Linked DNA regions of Homo sapiens: region 1 is linked to region 2. Evidence: chromatin loops called from intact Hi-C (ENCODE). Cell type or tissue: OCI-LY7. All regions are shown on one strand. Each heading gives the region's core, and the rest is flanking DNA. Links, peaks and the distances in the headings are about the cores only.

What was found. A loop is a pair of places that touch in the nucleus more often than their neighbours do. Peaks named below come from ENCODE experiments on the same cell type or tissue, not always from the same donor. Only the 100,000 strongest peaks of a DNase experiment are listed, where the experiment ranks them.
Region 1: it touches region 2 in a loop (7-fold over the local background); 34 of 110 quality-filtered maps call a loop at or near these places.

Annotation. Positions count from the first base shown.
Region 1 is chr12:54,699,539-54,707,175 of GRCh38, forward strand. No RefSeq gene overlaps it. Among named protein-coding and RNA genes, the nearest start is that of DCD, 55 kb to the left of the region's middle. In OCI-LY7, for the core only: CTCF peaks have their summits at 2,857 (motif pointing right) and 3,064; a DNase peak (open chromatin) is centred at 2,863.
Region 2 is chr12:55,069,758-55,077,394 of GRCh38, forward strand. No RefSeq gene overlaps it. Among named protein-coding and RNA genes, the nearest start is that of OR9K2, 53 kb to the right of the region's middle. In OCI-LY7, for the core only: CTCF peaks have their summits at 2,544 (motif pointing left) and 3,501 (motif pointing left); DNase peaks (open chromatin) are centred at 2,524 and 3,474; H3K4me3 peaks cover 227 bases; H3K27ac peaks cover 553 bases.

The DNA of each region.
Region 1 (7,637 bases), core at 1,913-4,412, 370 kb before region 2:
GATCTGTGCAGGGGGAAGCATATTGCAGAATCAAGAAACAAAGGCAGTTATTTAATTGAGACATGCGTTACATTATTTCTTATTTTTCAAGGAAAAACATGTTTTATGACTTGGGTTTATCTGTCTAGTGACCTTGCAGCTGCACAGCTAGAGAAACAGGGTCTTCACAATGCCTGGGAAAGGGAGAGATAAGGCTCAATAGCCACAGGCAGAAAAACAGGGAGTTAATTTTTAAAGGACTCCACCTCTTTCTCTTTCTCAGGGGGAATTGGGTTTTCTTACATACAACTGAGTTTTTGCTTACACATTCATTAATTTCTTTTAATTCCTGTTCCAGGTCCACAAAAGATACAGGTACAATTAGAGGGAAAAGGGCTCAGAGAAGTTATCCCACCCTTTTCCTTCTTAGGTAGGAAGAGACCAAGGATGTCACTGCTGTCCTTGAGTTTTCTGGGAATCCTGGGGGCTGGGGCCCTGTCTACAAAGGACAGAGGAAGAAGCCCTCCCTGAAACTCTGGTCAGTCAACTGGTCAGTCAATCCTCTGCCTGTCTTGGTAACTCTCTGTGCCAGGCTCCATGGTGGGAGAGAGCAGTGAGGAAACACGGAAACGCTAGAATCAGGACACCCACTCAGAGTGACATTGAGGCCTTTTCTCACCTGATTAAAACTTCTTTTAGCCTCATTTCCCAACCCTATTCCCTCCATCCACTGCTTTCATTCAAGGCACATCCAACTGTTCCTGAACATTCCAAGATGTTCCCATCTCCTTGCCTTTATTTATCCTACTCCCTGTGTCTGGAATGCTCTTCCCACCCTTCTCTCTTGTCAAAAGGCTCTCTGTTCTTAAGGCCTTGCATAGAAGACATCTCCTGTGTGGATTCTCCACGCCTCCCAGGCCTGAGTTAATTATTTCCTTTCCTTTCTCTTGTCAAAATGCTATCTGTTCTTAAGGCCTTGCATAAAAGACATCTCCTGTGTGGATTCTCCACGCCTCCTAGGCTTGAGTTAATTATTTCCTTTTGACACTCATGCACTCTTCAGTGCAGCACTGAGCTCTGCAATTGGCTTGTGTGTGTGTATGTGTGTGTGTTTGCATGTGTGTTGACCTGTGTTGTAGACACTGTGCTCCTTGAGGGCAAGAATATTTGTGTACAATTCTGGCATGTAGTAGGTGTTGAACAAATATGTCTTGAAATGAAAATAATTTTTGCTCAACGATGTCCTGAGGGGATATAGAAATATGCAGGAAGTAGAGGGGCTTGGAGCTGTAGAGGAATCTCAGAAGGGCCGGTTGATGTTGGAGGAATAGAAGAGCTCATTGGTGGTAATGCAGAGAGGGAGGGACATCTTGTATATGTGAAATTATTGAAAGTTAAATGATACAATTCTTGTTCTTGAGGTTATTTGCGCACTTTTAGGCTGGTAATTGAGATAAGGCCTGTGTGTGTGTGTGTGTGTGTGTATGTGCATATGTATGTCTGCAAATGAGAGAGAGAGAGAGAAACACACACACACACAGAGAGAAGACTATCAGGAAAGGATAGGGGAAGACCATGAGTTGAAGTATGTAGCCTTTCTTCAAGCCAATACTGGCTATGACTAATGTGGTAGGCAGAAAAATGCTCCCCCCACTCCAAGATGTCCACATCCTAATCCCGAGAACCTGTGATTATGTTATGTTACATAGCAAGGGGGAATTAAAGTTGCACATGGGATTCAGTTTGCTAATCTAACTGACATTGAGATAGGGGATTATCCAGGATTATGTGGGTAATCACAAAGGTCCTTCTGAGTAAGAGAGGGAGGCAGAGGGTCAGAGTCAGAGAAGGAGATGGGAAGCATAGTCTAGAGTGATGTGATGTGATTGCCAGCTTTGAAGAAGGAAGCGGGGCCATGAGCTAAGGAAAAGGCAAGGAAATGGATTCTCCTCCAGAGCCTGGAGAAGGAATACAGCTCTGCTGATGCCTTGATTTTAGCTCTGTGAGACCCATTTCAGACATCTGATCTTTAGAATGGGGAGGTCTGTGTTGTTTTATTAAGCTGCTAAGTTAGCGGTAATTTGCTAAGCAGCAATAGGAAATGTACAGGGAGGCAGATCTTTTTGGCAGGCTATTTTGTCCAGCAGCATCTCCCTCAGTGAGATTCTCCTCCCAGGGCAAAGCCCTAAGCAGCTCTAAGTTTTGAGCTAATATGGGAGGGCAATTCTGTGACAGCCCCTCATGTGCCCGGCTGGCTCATGGTAAAGACGGTGGGAAAGGAGAGCATATTAACAGGAATAGAGTGCAGCATCTACGTAAGTGCTTAGGACTTGATGAAGACTCATACATGAGGACAGAGTGCTACCATGTATCTAATTCCCTTTCCCTGGGTGCATTTCTTGGTGTGACTTGGAGTCACTGGGTGATCCAGGAAGAGATCTTTTTGAACCTCAAAGTCCTCATTTGTAAATAAAGGGGCTGAATCAGATTTTTCTCAGGCCACTGGCAGCTCAGACCCTAGCTTTGCCCTTCACTCACTCAGTGTCGCCTTTACCCCACCCACCCTTTTATTATCTTGCCTATGACATACTGATGCCATGGGGCCCAGAGACTTCTCTCTGGGGTGTGTGCCCTGCACAGACACCTTTCCTCAAACCCCTGGCTCCTCATTATCCTGGGAGAAAATCTTTGTACAGAATAATTGTCACAAACTATGTGTTTTTACCATATTCCCCAGATTCCAAAAGATGGTACTTCTGATGCAGAGGCTGCTTGCTGCTGGGGTGGAAGAGGGGAAGTACTATATGGAGAGACCTCTCCAGCTTTTTCAGTGTTGATTTTTGCTGTAAATAATTGGTCCTAGCTTATACAGAACAGCAGAGGGTGCTGTTGGACAACTAAATTTTGAGATGTTAGCTGAATGCCTGTGTGAATTTCATTTTTGATGATTCTGTGACAGGTATTTAAAACTGATTACAATTAATCTAGTTTGTGAAATAATTCAAATAAATACACAAGAATATAATAATATATTGAATACCCATGTGACGAACCTACTACTAGATCAAATTTTAATTGTGTATTTAACATTTTTAAAAAAGAAACAGCACAGTATTAATTTACCCTAGAATCCTCTCTTTCCACTCAGAACTACCCACTTTCATTAGTGTTTAATCTCGCCTTTCATGCTTTTAGTTTTTGTTACGTAACCATGTATCCATTAGTTATAATGGATACATTATAGTATCCATTATAACTATATATATAATAGTTATATATATATACTATATATATATAATATATAATCCCATATATATTATACGGGATTGCTTTGCAGATTTAAAATTTTATATAAATGGTCTCACACTTTCATTTTCTTCTGAAACTTGTTTCCCTCCCCGCTACTCTACAGTATACTTCTGAGCTTTATTTTTGGTGCTAAGTGTATCTCTAGTTCATTTATTTAAACTTCTGTGCAATATTCTGTTGTATGAACATAGCTGACTTATCTATTCCTCAGTTGACAAATTTTTGGTTTTCTATTTCTTTCTCTTATTAAAAATACAGGCTGGGCACAGTGCCTCACGTTTGTAATCCCAGCACTTTGGGAGGGTATCGCTTGAGGCCTGGAGTTCTAGTCCAGCCTGGACAACATAGTGAGACCCCCATCTTTACTAAAAATAATAATAAAAAAAAATAGCTGGGAGTGGTGGTGCATGCCTGTGGTCCCAGCTACTTGGGAGACTGAGGTGGGAGGTTCGCTTAAGCCCAGGAAGTCAAGGTTACAGTGAACTGTGTTTGTGCCACTGCACTCCAGCCTGGGCAACAGAGAGAGACCCTGTCTCAAAAAAAAAAAAAAACCAAAAAAACCAGCAAGAATGTTTTTGTTCTTACCTGTTGTGTACATAAGATAGAGTTGTGGGACTGTGTGATATGAACATCTTCAACTTTAGTACACATTGCCAAGTTGTTCTCCAAATGATTGGGCCAAATGCTCAGCAGCGGTGGTGTACAAAATGTATTTGATTTTTCCCATTTGCTCCAACACTTGCTATAATCAGACAAAAATTTTGCAAATACAATAAATATGAAAATGGTTTCTCCATGTTTTAACTTGCATTCCTCTAATTTTCAGTGAGATTGAGCTTCTTTTCATAGGCCTATTGTCATTAGCATTTATTCTTTGAATTTCATTTTACTCTTTTTTGCTCATTTTTCTATTCTCACTTGACTTTGCTTTAATTTATTAGGTTATTAAAGTTTTCTATAATATTCTGACTACTATTCCTTAGGTATATGAGTTGAAAGTATCTTCTATGTCTGTTTCTTGTCTCTTAGATTTATTTATGGTGACAGTTTTGGTTAGTTTTAAGTTTTAACGCAGTCATATTCATCAGAATGTATCTGTATAATTTGGGCTTTTTGAGCCTTGTTTAGGGCTTCTCTACCCCTATATGTTATAGAAATATTATTGTATATATTTCTAAAGGTTTAAACATTTTATTTTTCACATTTAAGGCTTTAATCTACCTGGATTAAAGTAGGCATATAGTTTTATTTTATTTTATTTTTTAAAATTTTACTTTAAGTTCTGGGGTACATGTGCAGAACGTACAGGTTTGTAACATAGGTATACATGTGCCATGGTGGTTTGCTGCACCTATCAACCCTTCATCTGGGTTTTAAGCCCCGCATGCATTAGGTATTTGTCCTAATGCTGTCCCTCCCCTTGACCCCCCATCCCCAACAGGCCCTGGTGTGTGATGTTCCCCTCCCTGTGTCCATGTGTTCTCATTGTTCACCTCCCGCTTATGAGTGAGAACGTGAGTGGTTTATTTACACGTGGACAATCAGTTGCTCTGAAGCCACTTATGAAATAGTTCCTCTTTCCTCAGTAATCTGCGATGTCATCTTCGGCGTATCTCAAGTTTCCTTATATGCAAAAATATGTTTCTGGGATCTCTATTCTATTCTATTAGACCAGAGTTTTTCAACCTTGGTAATATTGACATCTGGGACTGGATGATTCTTTCTTATGGGACACTGTCCTCAGTACTGCAGAATGTTTAGCAGCGTCCCTGGCTTCTCCTCACTAGATGCCAGCAGTATCTCAGTTGTGACTATCAAAAATGTCTCCAGACATTTCCCTTAGCTGAAAATTGCATTAGGCTAATTATCAATCCCTACACCAGTACTAGAGTCTATCTTTTCCCGTCCATTTATTTTTCAGAAATATGTTCAGTCCCATAGAAGGAAGGAAAGGACAACAAGAAAGCAAAGAGAAAACATTACAAATAAAAGGCAAACTTAGATGGAAGAAATAAATCCAAATATGGTAGTCACGAACATGCAAAAATTAAACTGAACAGTTAAAATGCTAGGGAGTCTCATATTGGTTATAAAACCAAAATTTTTCATATCATTAAAAAGAAACACAACTGAAAGCATAGTGACACAGAATGCTGAAAGTAAAGAGAAGGAATTAATATCCCAAGGAAATCTGTAGCTATGTTAATATCAGGCAAATGGAATATTAGATACAAGGGACTATTAAGATAATGTGGGGTGTTCCTTACGAGGAAAAAATACCTTACCCAAAAGACGCTAAATCTGTTTGTGCCAAATCATGTTTCGTCCACTGGATCTGTCCTTCATGACTTTTTCTTTGTATTTCTTTTTATCTTTTATACTGCATTTCAGAAGAACTTCTCACCTTGCTATTTCAGTTCACTAGTTTTGATTTTAATTTTATCCATTTTGCCATTCAGACCATCTTCTTTTCTTTTCTTTTTTTTTTAACTTTTATTTTAGGTTTAAGGGTACAGGTGCAGGTTTGATATACAGGTAAACTGTGTGTAATGTGGGTTTGGTGTACAGATCATTTATTACCCAGGTAATAAGCATAGTACCTGGTAGGTATTTCTGAACCTCTTCTTCCTCCCACCCTTCACTCTCAAGTAGGCCGCAGTGTCTGATGTTCCTCTTCTAAGAGCCAGATGTTCTGGTTGTTTAGCTCCCACTTATGAGTGAAAACATGTGGTATTTGATTTTCTGTTCCTGTGTTTGTTTGCTTAGGATAATGGCCTCCAGCTGTATCCATTTTGCTGCAAATGGTAAGATCTTCTTCTTTTCTATGACTGTGTAATATTCCATGATGTGTATGTACCACGTTTTCTTTATCCAATCTACCATTGATGGGCATTTAGGTTGATTCCATGTCTTTTTTTATTGTGAATAGTGTTACTTTGAACGTACGCATGCATGTGTCTTTATGGTAGAACAATTCATTATTGGGTATATACCCAATAATGGGATTGTTGGGTCAAGTGGTAATTCTGTTTTAAGTTTTTGTGGAATTGCCACACTGCTTTCCACAATGGCTGAATTAATTTACACTCCCACCAGGAATGCATAAGTGTTCCCTTTCCTCCACAACCTTGCCAGCATCTGTTATTTTTTGACTTTAATATAATAGCCATTGTGACTGGCGTCTTTTCAATGAGCCTAATAAACTCTTGAATATTGCTGAGGCTTGAATATTGCTCTGTTTATTTTGTGTTCTCAGTGGTTAGTTTTCTTTTTTAATGCTTAGTATCTCTCCTAATGTTGGTTTCTCCCAAATGTTTGGTTAGTTTTCAGTTGTTGCATATCTGAATTTGAAAATCTGAGCTTGCTTATTCTGTTACTGTCGTCTACCTCTAGTGATGGTGGATAATTTCTCACTGTGGGAGCTCCTCATCCTTCCTGTGAAAGGCAATGCCCCTAAGCCCATTGTCCACACACATCACTGCCCAGTGCACTGGAGAAATAGAAGGGAGATCAGCTGTTTAAATGACCTGAATGTAGTTTCTCACTGATCATGCTAATGAATGCTCTTGAAGCTCACATTCCATATATCCATTGACTTTGGACTTAGTCTCCTCAAACTGCTCCTTCCTCATCGCTATCTTTGCTCCTTCCTCATTGCTTCTCCTTGCCCTGCTTCAGGCATAGTTTTGTCTCATTTTGTTCCTCGATTTTCCCGATCCTCTCTGCTTTCTATTTTTTAAGATTCCTTAAAAATACTGGCAGTGCTTATTCTGGTCCCCAAATTATTATGAAGATATTCTGGTTTCTTTTGTCCTTTATGTTATTTCTCCGAGGCTGGGGTGGGAAGGAGAGTGATGCTTGTGCTTAATTTGCCATCTTTGTTTACTCATTTATTGCCTTATATTTACATATACTGTGTAATTACCATCCAGACTTTTTATTTAGCAGAGTATAAATTTCCAAGTGTATTATTTGAATCTCACATAATGAGAATATATTTATGTCACCTGTATATTAAAAGAGAAGAAATGAATGGCAGTGAGAACATTATCTGTCAAAACTTATGGCTGAAGTGGTGTCTGACCAGAGAAGGCTTTGAAATGCATTAGCTATTAAATAAAAAACAATAAAAAGAAAAGATCTAGTTTAGAGAAAGAATAACAAAATAAACTTAAGGAATGTAGAATAGAAGAAGATAAATGATAGATTAATAGATCAGAATACAGATAAAGAGGAGAAATAATAAATAAATTCAAATATTTTAAAAAGACCAATAAAATTAATCGATAGAAATGGCAAAAGACCAAACACCTATTAATGAAAATTAGATACAAATATAACCATAGATA
Region 2 (7,637 bases), core at 2,344-4,843:
TAGCGGTAAGTTCCCCCTGACCACTGCATCCAGGATGTTTGTGGATTTTTTTTCAAAAACAAATTTTTCTGAGTCCTAGCTGAAGGACTGGAGAGGAAAAATACTTACTGAGCTTAATTACGTGCTGGTGACTGAGATAACTGTGGGCTATTTTACGTTTATCATTCTGACTTTAATCCCAACAACAATTCTAGAGAGAAAATATAATGAAAGAAACCAACTTATATCAAAATGAGAGAGATACAGAAGAATTTTCTGACTTAGATTGTCAAATATTTGAAGAAATATTAGACAAATAAAGCTCATGCAATTTCCTTCTCAACCATTTAAATCTTTAAGGGGCAAATGAAACATGTTTATTGATTATTAGTGCCAAATACTGTATATATCTCTTTAAAACTTACAGCAACTATCTAGTAGTATTATAATTATTCTCATTTTATAGATGAGGCAACTGAGTCTCAGAGAGATTTAAAGAAAAAAATGTTACTCTAATTCACACGGTGGTTGAGTGGTGTGGGCACGAATAGCAGGCTGAACAGTCTGATTCTAATGTCCACTCTTTTTACGTTACACTACATTGATCTACTCTGTTACATTCACATGACATAATACAAACCCAGGCCTGTGCTGTCCAATACAGTAGCCATTAGTCCTATGTGACTATTTAAATTAATTAAAATGAAATAAAGTTAAAAATTCAGTCCCTCAGTCACATAAGTCAATATTTCATATGTTCAATGGTCATGTGTGGCTAGGGGCTACTCTATACTGGAAAGAGCAGATATAAGACATTTTCATTAATGCAGAAAGTTTTTGACAGAACAAGATCCCCTCTAGATGAGAAGTGGTACAGTGGAGTGGGTGAGGGCATAGGCTTTAGAGTCAACAGATTTGGGCTTGAAACCTACTTTTCCCACTGTTATTTGTATGATGTTGTCCTTGATTAATTGTACTTTTCTTATTTAGTCCTCAATTTACTGGTTTGAAGCCTGAGGACAATAACAGATTTTCCCTCAAAGAGTTATTAGAGTCAGACAGAGAGCAGAATTCCAGAAAATTGGTAAGGAGTTGGCAGAAGTTAGCTATTATCACAAGCTATCTACAGTTTTGAAAAAAATGACTATGTTTTGTTAGAAATAGGCACAAAAGGGTATATACATATTTGATTTACTGTATTTGTAAAATAAGCCAGGTTGATATGAGAATTTTCCTAAAGCAGATTTAGTAAAAATTTTGTCCAGGAATCATATTTGTGCAAAAATTTGCTACCCTACTCAGAGTAGGGATACTATATTTCATCCTTGAATTCCTGTGGCCTAGCACAGTGTGTGTCTTGATTAGTTTTTTGTTGCTGTAACAGAATACATTATAGTGTATTCTGGGGAAACTTATTAAGAAGAGAAATTTATTTCTTACAGTTCTGGAGACTGGGATGTCCAAGGTCAAGACACTGGCAGGCTTGGTGTCTGCTTCCAAGATGGTGCCTTGAATGCTGCATCCTCCAGAGGGGAGGAACACTGTTCCTCACATGGCAGAAGAGCAGAAGGGGAACCCACTTCCAAAAGCTCCTTTATTGCAACATTAATTCATTCATTAGGACTGAGCCCTCATGACCTAAACACCTCCCATTTGGTGCCACCTCCCAACACTGTTACATTGATGATTAAGTTTCCAACACATGAGTTTGGAGTAGACAAAAACATTCAAACCATAGCAGAGCCTTACATTTAGTAGTCCTATATATGTTGGCTGAAGTGAAGTGAGAGATGGCAAGAGGTACAAAAAGGGATGGTCAGATGCATTTTGTTTTGTCTGGTCCATCATGTTGTACATCACACCACAAACCCCAGTTTCACATAAATGAGCTAGGGTGACCAACCATCCTGGTTGCCCACCTCAGAACTTTCCCTGTTTTAGAACTGAGAAACCTCTCAGGCCCAGGAAAACCAGAATATTTAGTTACCTGACTGGGTTCAGCTTTAATGAGAATCTGACTTTAAGGTCAAGTAAAAGGTTTATCTACTTCTATAGCCCAATATTACTTAAACGTGAGAGATATCCATTCCTTTTATCATCAAAATAAACAAATGAAGTTCAGCCAAAATACGAATAAGGCTCTTGATATCAGAATATCTCCTATTTTGTTGTGGGAAAGGGGGTAGGAAATGGGAAGATACTGAAAGGAGAGTGTTAGGTCAGGGAGAGCTGGAACTAGAAAAAGGTCTGGAGTGATGCAGGATTTTTCTCAGCCCCTTTGTCAGACTAATGACAGGGGTGCCCTGTTTACTTGGCCCACCACACTCAACCCTTTGTGAGAGAGAGCATGTGAGTAAGTGAGTGGGATCCAGCCAGCTGCTTTGGGCACCAGCAGGAGCAAGCTCAGTGTGGAGCCTGCAGTGGTGCCCAGGTGGGGGTGCCTGCCACCCCAAAACCCCAGAGGGCATGTTTGCAGTGCTCTCATAGCTCTGCCATCTGCAGACAGCAGTGTCTTAGCAGCTCGGTTGGCCCGTTGCCTCATTGTGTGGGGTGGCTGCCCTCTGCTGGCAAGGGCAAAGAGCCAATGTGGCAGCCTTTTTTGGGTACCTGCACTCAGTGGGTTCTGAGCTCTTGGATGCTGGACAAGAAGAATGAGGTTAGCCTTGAAGGATGGTGAAGGCGGAGAATTTTATTAAGTGATGGAAATTGTTCTCAGTGGACAGGGGAGCTGGACAGGGGATGGGACAAGCAGGTAGTCTTTCCCCCAAAGTCCGGCTGGCTCTTTCACGAAGTCCAGCCAGCTATTCCCTGAAGTCAAGCCACCTCAGTGAAGTCAAGCTGCCTCTCTTCTCTACTGACTGAGTCTGGGGTCTTTATAAGCACAGGATGGGAGTGGGGGCAGGCCATAGGTAGTTTTGGAAAAGGCCATGTTTGACTGGTAAAAAGACATTACTCAGAAAGAGCCAATTGGGAGAGAGTGGGCAAAGAGGAATGGAAGTTCTCACTTTGGGCTGCAGGTCTCAGGCCACTTTGGCATGAAGGTGGGTTTTCACCGGGGACCCGCCCCGTCTGCCTAGAATTTCTCTGCCTCCTGCCTCTATCAGGAGGACCTAAGCAAAAATTTTGCTCACTACTTAGTTTACATATTTTGTTATTCCACCGTATCATTTCTCTTAGAAATAACAGTCCCTAGAGGATCTGGGATAGAGAAAGGCCACAGTGAATGTTTATAATACTGTGAAGGAGCTGCCCTGGAAACTAAAAGATCAGGTTCTAATCCTGGTTCTGTCATGAACTATTTTTGACCTTTGATAAGTCGCCTACATTTTCAGAAATTCAGTTTCCTCTTTGGACTCTGAAGGAAAATGTGGGCTCAATTGATCAAAAGATCCTAGTTCTTTGTAGATCGAATACTTAGGATTTAATAGGAACATCCTCTCAGAAGCCCATCATGACTTTTCACCACTGACTAGGCCAAGTATTGATGGTGCTATCATGGGGATGTGCTGCCACCTTGCGGTAGTTTGAGTTGTCCGCATGCACTAGTTTACTAGGAAAATCTCTGATTTATTTTCCTACAATATGTTGTTATTTTCACCCAAAGGAACACATTCTTTTAAAATTTGGAATCCTTAGGATATCTTCATTTACTTAGATTTTTTTGTAGCAATATTTTGTAGTTTTAAATGTAGAAATATTAAACATCCTTGATAAAATTTATACCTTTATTTTGATATTATAAATGGTACTTTTAATATTAAAATAAATTTAATTTTACAATTTCTGTTGTTAGTATATAGTAATAAATTGATTTTTATATATTAATTTTGTATCCCAAGATTTTTTTAGATTTATCTTTCGGTTTTAGCAGTTTTTTGAGGGTGGTAAGGGGGCTAGATCCTTAGGATTTTCTATATGCAAAATTATGTAATTTTGAATAAGGAAATTTAAACTTCTTCTTGACCAATCTGTATGCCTTTATCTTCTTTTCACCATTGAATATGATGTCAAAAGGTTTTAGTAGACAACACTAATAGAATGCTTACTGTTGTTTCTGTAGTCTTATAAAAGTATGAAATACATTAATCTTATTTATTTATTTATTTATTTATTTATTTATTTATTTTTGAGATGGAGTCTTGCTCTGTCGCCCAGACTGGACTGCAGTGGCGTGATCTCAGTTCACTGCAACCTCCACCTCCTGGGTTCAAAAAATTCTCCTGTCTCAGCCTCCCAAGTAGCTGGGACTACAGGAGCATGCCACCACGCCTGGCTAATTTTGGTATTTTTAGTAGAGTCGGGGTTTCGCCGTATTGGGCAGGCTGGTCTCGAACTTCTGACCTCAGGTGATCCACCCACCCTGGCCTCCCAAAGTGCTGGTATTACAGGCATGAGCCACTGCGCCTGGCCACATTAATCTATTTAATCATCATAGTCCTCTGGGATATGTACTATCATTGTTCCTGCTTTAAAGATGACGAAATTAAAGTTTAAGGAGGTTAAATGTCTTACCTGAGGTCATCAATGACAGAGCTATCAAATGGAGGAGCTGGATTTTAAACTTATTCATTATGTTATTCTACTGCTTTATGCTTCTTCCAAGAATTCTTAAAAGTTACATTTATTGTGGTACAGTTTCTTAGGCTTTGTTTATCTGAGAATATTTTTATGATATCCTTACACTTACGTTATAAAATTTTAGATTCTAACTTCTTGACTCAATTCTTTCAGTGCAACCTTTAAGAAATCAAATGGCAACATCATTCTTCTTTTAAGATCATCTGCTGTTTATTTCTGAAGGGTTTTCCAGATCTCTCTGTATTGTAGATATTTCTAATTTTTTCTATAACATGTCACTGTATTTTCTCCTTAAGTGTCATGTTTAGTCTTCTGTGTTCCCTTTTTGTTTGAAATTGTTCACATATGTATGTTTTATGTATAATTCTTACAAATTTTCAATCAGCGTGGCTGTTCTTAAGCATGTTTCCATTCATGTTTGAGCTAGGGATAAAAATAATGAGATGGTGAGGGACTTCCTAAATTTAAAATAAACATCTATTCATCTAAAGATCATGGAATTCTATTTTTTTTCCCAATTGCTTTGATAAAAAGCAAACAACATGAAAAAGTTATTGGCAGGTTGAAAAGTCTAACAGAAAACATTTGCTTAAAGCTGGTCTTCGGCTCTTTGTTTCCACTTTTATGACGATTAGGAAGCACCTGGACTAAGCCGGCAAGGCACCATGCCAAATGGAGCAGAAACAAGTTGCTCAGAAATTCATTAAATTTACATCTTAATGAAAACTATTTTCTGCCTAGAAACAGTATGAATATAATAAATCCCAGTGGGGAGATTCTGGGTTTGTTGGATAGGACTGAAAATGAAGAAAGTTTTTGTGTTGTAGTTGCAATTGTTAAATGATGAAAGAGAAGTTCTAAGAGCACTAGTGATTGGGAGACTAGGAGACATGTTTTTTCTATATGTAGAGTTCCAATTCAAACCCCCTAAATGATTCATAGACTACTTGACATTGTCTATAAATCACTAACCAGTGACTTTTATTGGGTTTAACTCATCTTCTCCAACTTCTAAAACTGAAGAAGCTTCTGGGCAATCTCAATTGACAAAATTATTTAGCCACCTCTTCTAATATTACTTCTAAAGGATATATTTAACATGAATAACAGACCTTGGATTCAATTAATAAAATGATTTATTCTTCATAATTAAAAAAGAATAATCAATTTCTTTTTTTAATTTTAATTTTTATTTTAAGTTTCAGGGTACATGTACAGGCTATGCAGGTTAGTTACATAGGTAAACATGTGCTATGGCGGTTTGCTGCACCTATCAACCCATCACCTAGATATTAAGGCCTGCATGCATTAGCTATTTCTCCTAATGCTCTCCCTCCCCCTACCCCATACCCTGACAGGCCGCAGTATGCATTGTTCCCCTCCCTGTGTCCATATGTTTTCATTGTTCAGCTCCCGCTTATGAGAACCTGCGGTATTTGGTTTTCTGTTCCTGTATTAGTTTGCTAAGGATAAAAGCTTCCAGCTCCATCCATGTCCCTGCAAAGGACATGATCTTGTTTTTTTATGGCTGCATAATATTCCATGGTGAATATGTACCACATTTTCTTTATCCAGTCTATCCATGATGGGCATTTGGGTTGATTCCATGTCTTTGCTATTGTGAGTAGTGCTGCAATGAACATATGCATGCATTTATCTTTGTAGTAGGATGATTTATATTACTTTTGAGTATGTACTCAGTAATGGGATTGCTAGTTCAAATGGCATTTCGGGTTCTAGATCTTTGAGGAATCACCACGCCATCTTCTCCAACGGTTGAACTAATTTACATTCCCACCAACAGTGTAAAAGCATTCTATTTCTCTGCATCCTTGCCAGCATCTGTTGTTTCTTGACATTTTATAATTGCCATTCTGACTGGAGTGAGATGGTGGCATCTCATTGTGGTTTTGATTTGCATTTCTCTAATGATCAGTGATGTTGAGTTTTTTTTTTCGTGTTTACTGACCACATGAAAGTCTTCTTTTGAGAAGTGTCTGTTCATGTCATTTGCCCACATTTAATGGTTTTTTTTAATGTAAATTTGTTTAAATTCCTTGTAGATTCTGGATATTGGACTTTTGTCAGATAGATAGATTACAAAAATTTTTTCCCACTCTATGGGTTGCCTCTTTTCTCTGATGATAGTTTCTTTTGCTGTGCAGAAGCTCCTTAGTTTAATTAGATCCCATCTGTCAATTTTTACTTTTGTTGCAATTGCTTTTGGCAATTTTGTCATGAAGTCTTTGCCCATGCCTATGCCCTAAATGGTATTGCTTAGATTTTCTTCTAGGGTTTTTATAGTTTTGGGTTTTACATTTAAGTCTTTAATCCATCTTGAGTTAATTTTTGTATAAGGTGTAAGGAAGGGATCCAGTTTCAATTTTCTGCATATGGTTAGCCAGTTTTCCCAGCACCATTTATTAAATAAGGAATCCTTTCCCCATTGTTTGTTTTTGTCAGGTTTGTTGAAGATCAGATGGTTGTGGATCTGTGTGCTCTTGTTTCTCTAGTTCTTTTAGTTGTGATGTTAGGTGTCAATTTGAGATCTTTCTAGCTTTCTGATGTGGGCATTTACTGCTATAAATTTCTCTCTTAACACTGCTTTAGTTGCATCCCAGAGATTCTGGTACGTTATTTCTTTGTTCTCATTGGTTTCAAAGAACTTCTTAATTTATTCCTCAATTTCATTATTTATGCAAGAATCATCAATTTCTAAGATAGTTTCTGAAATTTGCTATCATTCTTATTTTAAAAATGCAGATTAAATTGAGTTGAGACTCTTGATTTCATGTGTTACACACAGAGCATATAAATATTAGATGAAGCTAGTGTTTCAGGATGTGGAAATGGATTTTTATTGTAATATTCTATTCCAAAGGCAGTCCTAGCACATGCTAGATATCAGTGGAGAGAAATTGGTGATACTGTGGGGTTTCTAAGTGCTGAGGCAAAACTAAATAACGAATAGAAATTCTGAGTAGTTATTCTCACCAAGGGAACCATTGGGGAGAGAGACTCAGGAATTGGGGAGAATTTTTGAAGAACCTGCAAAAACTCATTAGTAAAATAGTCAATTT